Regions from separate parts of the Homo sapiens genome. Here region 2 is linked to region 1. Evidence: read pairs that join two places in POLR2A ChIA-PET (ENCODE). Cell type or tissue: IMR-90. All regions are shown on one strand. Each heading gives the region's core, and the rest is flanking DNA. Links, peaks and the distances in the headings are about the cores only. Region 1 has its middle 26 kb from the start of LINC02398. Region 2 has its middle 90 kb from the start of LINC02398.

Region 1 (4,403 bases), core at 185-4,184:
ATGACTATAAAGCTCCATGTTGCCCAGTATTTTCTGCACAAAATAATGCAGGGCTTGAAAAAACAACCTCTTTTTTTTTTTTTTTTTGGAGACAGGATCTCACTCTGTCGCCCAGGCTGGAGTGCAATGGTGTGATCTTGGCTCACTGCAGCCTCCCCTTCCTGGGTTCAAGCTATTCTTCTACCTCAGCTTCCTGAGTAGCTGAGACTACAGGCGCATACCATGCCCAGCTAATTTATTTATTTTTTGTAGAGATGGGGTTTCGCCATGTTGCCCAGGCTGGTCTCGAACTCCTAGGCTCAAGTGATCTGCCCTCCTTGGCCTCCGAAAATGCTGGGATTACAGATGTTAGCCACGGCACCTGGCCTCTTCCCCCATTTTAAAACACAATACCTGATGAATCTAGAAGTTCCCTCTTCCTGTCATGAATGAAGCCATCTTCTGCCTTTGGCTTCACCTGAGGGTCTCACATGTGTCGCATGAAATCAGGGACCAAGTTCTCTGGAGGTTACCTCCGCAACGTCTGTTCCATCTGTAAGATCCCTTTCCTTTCCACCATGAAGCACTATGAGCTCATTACTCTTTGTATGGAGCACTGCAAACACCTCCGGCTGCCTTCCCTTTTACAGTCAGTTGTAAACAATACCGCCAAATAATTAACATTTCTAAGATAAATTTCTGAGCATAATCACCAGAACTCCATGTCTTAGTTAACTGATCCCTTTTTTTTTAAGAAATTAAGTATACATTCCACTGCCAAACATTCAGTGGTCTCTCAATTGGGCACTGGTTTAAATTTCCAGCCTCTGGTTTAGCTATTCCCTGTACTGTAGCCAAACACTGTCCCTGTTCCTCATTCACATTGTAGGTTTTTAGGTTTTTATTTCTCTGTGACTTTGCCTTTTCTGATTCTCATCAGGATAACTTTTTTTTTTTTTTTTTTTAGACAGAGTCTTGCTGCACTCCCAGGCTAGAGTGCAATGACACCATCTTAGCTCACAGCAACCTCCCCCTCCCGGGTTCAAGTGACTCTTATGTCTCAGCCTCCCAAGTAGCTGGGATTATAGGTGCCCGCCACCACCCCCGGCTAATTTTTGTAATTTTTTGTAGAGACGAGGTTTCACCATGTTGGCCAGGCTGGTCTCGAATTCCTGACCTCAAGTGACCCAGCTGCCTCAGCCTCCCAAAGTGCTAGGATTACAGGTGAAGATGACACTTTTGTAAAGTCCATCTTAAATAAAAAATATTTTTTAAAGCTTTTCCTTACTTCCCTCTATGACCTGATATGATTTCTTCTTCTTTCAAACTTTTTGTTCTACTTTGGTGGACTCACTCTTACAAAATTTCTTATATTCTAACTTGCTGTACAATTATTTTCTTATCTAATATTTCCTACTAAATTTCAAATCCTTCCAGAATATGAGCCATGTATCTTCTCATCTTCTCATTTTTATATGAGGTACAGGATCCAGTGCAAAGTTATAAATATAATAGAATACAAAAAATTTTCCTAATTCACTATTGCCTAAATTTCTCCAATCATCATCATCCTGGTAAAAAGTGAGATTCTTCACAATTCCCTGGGTGATTCTGACTCATTAGATTTAAGTGGAGGCCCAGGAATCTATATTTTTAGAAGCGTTTGAAATGATTTTGATGATTAACACAATTGGAAAGACACTGGCTTAAATGAATTCAAATTATTTATGTATCCTGATTACTGTTTGAAAAGAATTATTTATGAGAGAGGCTAGATCCTTCATGTGTTTATTTATTGAACAGAACGTATTTAGAAAGTTCTGTACAGGTAAATAGGATGTTAGAGTTTGTTAACATCTTCACTAGAAGTTTCCTGAAACAAATGTTCTCTGTTTTGTTTTATTTCGCTCTTTCTGGCATTTATGAGATGGCGTTTTGCCATGATGGTGTTTGACTAGTGTGTTTTCAGAGTCTGAGCTGGGAAGGCAACAATTAGAGAAGGAATGTTGGGGCTTGGGAGAAAAGAGAGTCAGCTATAGGGTGAAATGTCTGAAGACTGTTTTTCTGGAATCACATGTGCCCTTTGGAGCAATGTGCAACCTTGAGTGAACTGTGATTTGGGAGAAAAGGTGCATGGCCCTAGACCTCTCACTGACCTCTGCTTGGCAGTTTTAGGCTGCTGGCAAGTGCTCTGCAGGCAGAGCCCACGGAGTACTGTTCTCAAGATGAAGCCCACAGGCTTTTGTCTTGATGCTGCAGTCAGCACTGAGGGGATGCTGGAAGCTGCACCTGTGGATCCTGTTGCTGGCCCTGCCTGCCTTAACTAAAGGCATCAGTAGGAGGAATTTGCTCTTTTATGTACAAATAAATATGTTCATTAATTTAGGGCAAAAATGAGAATTTCCTTTCAAGAAAAAGATTACAAAAGAAAGCCCTAGGATTAATGAACATAAATGATCTCCTTGCAGTAATGTTTCTGAGTATAACTTGTGTAATGTGTTTGGAATGAAATCTACCAGGGAAAGGATAGCTTCTTAATTTAATTGGCCCTGCTGGCAAGGATACTATTAATGAAGCAGATGTCTCTCTTTCAGTCTCCCTGAGTGCTTTTATAGCAAGTAAAATTCCTTTTCTTTGATCAGAAATAGGGTAGTTAACACATCTTCAGGAACTGGGCTGCTGCTCAATTTTCCGATTTAATTTTAATGATTTTTTTCTTAGCAGACTTTTTCCATGAAGAAGGGGTTTCTCTCAATATGTTGAGCCCTGAACAGTGTATTTCTCATTCTCTTTAAATAGTACTGGTTTGGAAGCTGTGGAGATATCTCCTGATTTAAGCTTGTATTTGGATGTCCACATGCTTCAGTGATGCCCTCAATAGTGATGTTCTGGAAGTGCATTTGTAAGAGAAGAATTGGGGTAGGGGTAGGTGGAAAGGGCTGGGATCTTAGATCGTGATGGAGTTGGGCTCGTACCTCAGGTGACTTTGGGCAAGGCACTCCACTTCTGTGGCACAGTGAAAGAAGACAGTACTTGACTCCCTGGGTGATCTTGAAAATTCCGTCCTATACCATTTGCAAAAAATGTCTGAATATCCACTTTGTGTCAAATAATAAGTAAGATGGTGCCTGGCCGGGCACGGTGGCTCACGCCTGTAATTTCAGCACTTGGGAGGCTGAGGTGGGTGAATTACCTGAGGTCAGGGGTTTGAGACCAGCCTGGCCAACATGGCAAAACCCTGTCTCTACTAAAAATACAAAAATTAGCTGGGGGTGGTGGCGGGTAGGTGCCTGTAATCCCAGCTACTTGGGAGGCTGAGGCATGAGAATCACTTGAACCTGGGAGGTGGAGGCTGCAGTGAACTGAGATCATGCCAGTGGACTCCAGCCTGTGTGAGACAGCCAGATTTTGTCTTAAAAAATAAAAGATGGCGCTTGCACTCAGGAACTTACAAACATGTGGGAAGATCAAGATGGAATAATTCAACATAAGGTCTAGAGAAGTCAACTATTTGTTCAGTTTCCAGGAACTGTGACACCTAACCTCACTTTTATGAGCAGAAAGCAATTCTAGACCACCCAGGGCCTTTTTGAAGAAAGGTATAGCACTTTAACCCAGCTGAAAATTGATGGTAAGTCTCTCTCATATGAAGAGCAAAAAAATTCTAACTTTCCAGTGAAACATTAGCAGTGCTTAAAATAAGTCAATAGTAAAATAAAAGTAACAAGCATTTTAGAATAATAGAATATGTCACTAATGCTTTAGAGATGAGTTTCAGCTTTGCAACATTTTCCAAATACCGAAATGCTTGTGCCTTTGCAATGTGAACAAATTATTTATTGTGCTTGTTTTGCTATTTTCTGATTACTTGTATACTTCTGGGCCACCTTTAGAACAGATTTACATGGTGATACCTCTAGATTTTCTTGATAGAGTGCTTCCAACCTGGAAAACTCAGGACTAATAGGCCTCAGTTTGTCAAATCACATTGCAGCAGGGCCAGGATTAGGGTGCAGGGAGTGAGGCAGAATCATGCACATACAGTGTCAGACCCTATCTGTAGCGGGCCAAATGATGTCCTCCAAGGATGTCCAAGATCCCGTCCCTGGAGCCTGTGAGCATATTACCGTACATGGCAAAATGAACTCTGCAGGTGGGATTAAAGGACATTTAAATGGGAAGATTATATTGGATTATCTGTGTGGGTCTAGTGTAATCACAAGGATCCTTAAGAGGGAGAGGGAGGCAGGAAGTCAGAGTAATTCCATGTGTGAAAGACTCAACCTACCATTACTGGTTTTGAAGATGGAGAAAGGGGGCCAGGAGAAAAGAAATGCAGGCAGCCTCTAGATGCTGGAAAAGAGCAGGAAGACAGATCCTCCCCTCAAGCCTCCAGAAGAAATGCAGCTCTGCCGACGTCTTGT
Region 2 (4,403 bases), core at 167-4,166, 64 kb before region 1:
TGTGCTTTTTATTCCACTATTGTTCTTCTCCTACCTTTTAAAAAAATTATTCGAATATTTCTAAAGCTCTGTATGCTACATTTTGGATGTGGTTTGTTTGGCCCCTCCAAGTCTCATGTTGCAATTTGATCCCCAGTGTTGGAGGTGGGGCCTGATGGGAGGTGTTTGAGTCATGAGGGCAGGTCACTTATTAATGGCTTGGTGCCATCCTCTTGATAATAAATTCTTACTCTATTAGTTTCTATAAGAGTTCCTTCTAGAGCTGGTTATTAAAAGTGAGCTTAGCACCTTTCCCCTCTCTCTTGCTTCTTTTCTCTCGCCATATGATCACTATACAGGCTAGCTCCCCTTGGCCTTCTGCCATGAGTGGATGCATGCTGGGGACCTCCCTGGAAGTTAAGCAGATGCCAGCACCATGCTTCTTGTACAGCCTGCAGAAATGTAAGCTGAATATAAACCACCTTTTTTTTTTTTTTTACAGATTGCCCAGCCTCACATATTCCTTCATAGCAACACAAAGGGACTGAGACAATATATAAGGTATTTTGTGGCTTTTAAGCTATACCTCTTTGTATTATTTATGTTTAGTGATTTTCCTAGTGATTTTATTGTATGTCCTTAACTTTTGCAGTCTATTTAGGATAAATGTTTTATTGCTTTTTGTAAGATGTAGAACCCTGCAACTACACAGCTTCACTTGCCTTCCTCTCCAGGCTGCTATTTTTATGCCATAAGTGTCACGTGTATCACATCACATACATCTAAATCCCATAAGACAATGTTATAACTTTTGCTTTAAAGTCATATGCATTATTTATAAATTAAGAAGAAAAAGTAGTCTTTTATATTTACTGCCAATGCTTACTAATTCTTATGCTCTTCATTACTTCCTGAAGATCCAGGATTTTTCTTTTTCTGTGAGGGGTTTTCTGGTTAGAAAAAAAAAAGAAAGAAAAAAGAACAATTGGAATACCTGACAGACAAATTCTAAAAGAGCTGTAACACTTATATAGGGCTTTATATGATATCATTTCTCTCTCTAGGCTGAAGAAATTCCCTTAGTCATAGAATAGACCAATTTCTTAGGAGGGCTTTGTAGAAACTGGTACAACAAACAAATCACAGCATTTATTTAAAAATGGTAGGTTTATCACACGAGAATAATGACATATATTTTCATATATAAAACTCCAGAAAATTCAACAAATTTGGTTGTGCAATTGTTCTGTCAAATTATATCCTTGTAAAATGGAGGACAGACTCTTACTAATGCTCTGCGCAAAAACTACACTAACCATTAAAAGAAAAGAGACTATATTTGTTTATGAGTTCCGAGGGGTTAGTGAGAATAACATATCACCTAAACATGTGTTAATATCTTTAAATGAAGGGATAGCAGTAGATCAAGATGAAAGAGACAGTGCTTATCTCATAAAACTTAAAACTATACTTAAATTTTTCCAAACAAATAATCACAATCAGTTTCTCTCATCAGCTCAAATCTGGTTTTCTGCTGCTTCTTGAATATACATAAGTCTGTTACTTGAAGTATCAGTGAGTAGAAGCACTTGGTATAATCCTTTCCATCAAGGTCCTGGGAACTTCCTTCTTTGTAGAAAATCCAATTCATAGAACTTTTAGGAGAGACAAAGAAAAGAAAAATAAACTACCCATTGATGAGAGGACAGCCCAGGTCTCAAAAGGCTGTTTTATCTTGCAAAAGTGAGACAAACAAAAGACCAAAACAAACCCAATCACAAACAAGTAAAATACCATTAAAAAGATGATCTATCATTCCTTACTTGTCAGAGAATAAATCTTGATCTTTACATGACAGAGATTACAGAATGGGCAGACAAGAAAATTGTATTCCTCTTCACTGCTGTCACCAACTGGGAAAGCAAACCAGAATCAGAACCAAAGATGCACAAGGACTGGGAAAGGAAACAAAGCCAGAGTCAGAAAAACAAAGCAAACAGAAAAATAGAGCCTAAGAAGGGAAATTTTGATAACCACTGGAATCACTCAGGGAATCAAGAAAAGACATGCCTGGTTCTAACAGCCAGTGATGAATATTTCTCAGGTGACACAACTTAATTTGTCCAGCTCATATGTCTTCTTGGTGGAATTTCCAAAACTTGGTGGAATGCACTTCTTGTTGGAATTTTCAAAAACTGTCAAAATATAATTTTCAAATATTAAAACGACATTATTGCAAATATAAAATGAGCACATTAAAGATATATTTAACTCAGTGAAGGAATCAGCAGGATGGGAAATTTGGTTTCCTATAATCTATTTAATAGCAATCTACTTCTTTCACTCTGACATACCACATAGTACCTTACACATAGTTGATATTTATGTGTAGTCAAGGTTATTAATTTTTGAAAGTTACTGCTCACTTTTGACTACAGAATGTTATACTTCTAACATATTCCATTGTTATCTATGTTTCCAAATACTTTTTATTCTTGAGATCTTCAGATTTTTTAAAATTAATGTCCTTGCATTTTCCAAGTCACTTTTTTGAAATTATTGACTTTCTGTTGATTTTACATTAAAATTCCAATTTTGATTTTCTCCTTAAACTATACAGAAAAATTCAGCTTCATGTCTGGATTGAGAGCATTGTTTTCAAACTTAAAAGTTGAGACTCCTTTTGCAGGAAGGAAATCTTCATGAACCAACAATGTTAACAAAATATTTATTATGGTATGATTTAAATGTTTACAAAGATAACATTAGGTATAAATTTCTTACGCTTATAGCTCCTATACAAATGTAAACCAAAAGTATTTTTAAATTTAATACAAAAAAACCACAGAGCCAATACCAAGGGACTTAAACGACTAATTTTATGTGACAGATGATGTCAATTTATTAGAACTGAGTAATTTGTTATGTTGGCCTAAGAAATTAAAGGTTAAATTGTGGAAGATTTAAGAGTTATAATCTCTAGATCAATAGTGTCCATTTTTTTTTTATTTTTCATTTTCAATTCATCTTGGTAAGAATTTAAAAGTTGTACACCCCACAGTATGTGTGTATGAGCATATATGTATGTGTTAATACGCACTACCACATTAATAAATATTGTTCACTGTAAAACATACAGGGAAAACAGAATTGATAAAGGAATAATACAAAATTTAAATAGAGCTTCTAGTAATGTCTCTTCTGCACTCCATAAATAACCTTGTGCTTTTTCTGAGATGTGTGCCCGCCCTTTAAGGTCTGACTCCGTCATGAAATTTTCATGATGAACTGTCTCCATCCAAGTGTACCATCTCACATGTAGATCCTGTTCTCCTCCAGTTCTCCCCTAGGGACTCATTCCAGTGTTAATTTCATAGTGGTCCTACTTTGCTGCAGCTGCCATGCTTATTATGACAGTTGTTGGATTGGGTGGGAGTGATGTCAAAGAAGCAAGAAAGCATGTACTCTGGGAACATGAGCCTGGGCAATGAACTGAGAAGCAAATGTTTATATTTAAAAACTGTTTTCTTTTCCCTTTTACAACTGCATAGAAAGCCAATTAGCAGGTTAAGTCATGAGTGGCTACAATTAGTAGCATGTGGTTATAGAACCTGTCCAGGTTTGATATGGGCTCTGGAAATTTTTGAAGGTCTTGCAGTTCCCTGGAATCTTCTAACTAGGCAACTGCTTTTCAGCCTCTGTGTCATTTGGATAGCAGAGCAACATACTGATCTCAACAAAATGAAATAGTCAAAAACAACTCCCTCAATCCAAGTTCCAGTTCACAAACATTTCCTTTTTGTATGATAGATTTCCAGTCTGTCATTTATACCTCCTTTTCCTGTTAGAATCAGACTGGGCAGGACAACCTTAGATCATCTCACAGCAGTTGTTCACTGTTGGACTTGGTTGACTTTTTTCTATTTTATCGTAATGTGCTTCTCACATTGTTTTACCAGTTAGTGACACAAAGTGAAAAATTAACAATAATATGTAAAATTTCCCTTTATCTTCATGGAAGAATAAACAAGAAGACTGTGAAATAAGATGTTTAGTTGAATCAATTGCTAGGGAAACATAACATCATCTGAAGAGAGTTTTAAATTTCATAATTCCTATTCTTGTATCCATTTTCCCTACTCTCCTCACCAGGCTCTAATAACCCATCAGCATATATTGGTTACAGCATGGGAATGTATATTTTGCTAAATTCTCCTAAGGTGATTCCAATAGTCCTCTCCTTAAATCCTGAAGTTTGACCATAAGAGTTTTTACATTTTTATTTTTAATTAATTAAATTTTTGCTGTATTTTATTTTATTGTGATAAGAACACTTAACATGAGCTTTACCCTCTTCACAGATTTTTAAGTGTAGAAGAAAGTATCGTTAACTATGGGCACTATGTGGTATAGCAGATCTCTAG

The links. Peaks named below come from ENCODE experiments on the same cell type or tissue, not always from the same donor. Only the 100,000 strongest peaks of a DNase experiment are listed, where the experiment ranks them.
Region 2: POLR2A ChIA-PET joins it to region 1 with 12 read pairs; 2 of 35 experiments call an interaction of 5 or more read pairs at or near these places.

Annotation. Positions count from the first base shown.
Region 1 is chr12:19,986,602-19,991,004 of GRCh38, forward strand. No RefSeq gene overlaps it. Among named protein-coding and RNA genes, the nearest start is that of LINC02398, 26 kb to the right of the region's middle. In IMR-90, for the core only: no CTCF peak of the experiment used is centred there; no DNase peak of the experiment used is centred there; H3K27ac peaks cover 181 bases.
Region 2 is chr12:19,922,717-19,927,119 of GRCh38, forward strand. It overlaps the pseudogene LOC124903095. Among named protein-coding and RNA genes, the nearest start is that of LINC02398, 90 kb to the right of the region's middle. In IMR-90, for the core only: no CTCF peak of the experiment used is centred there; no DNase peak of the experiment used is centred there.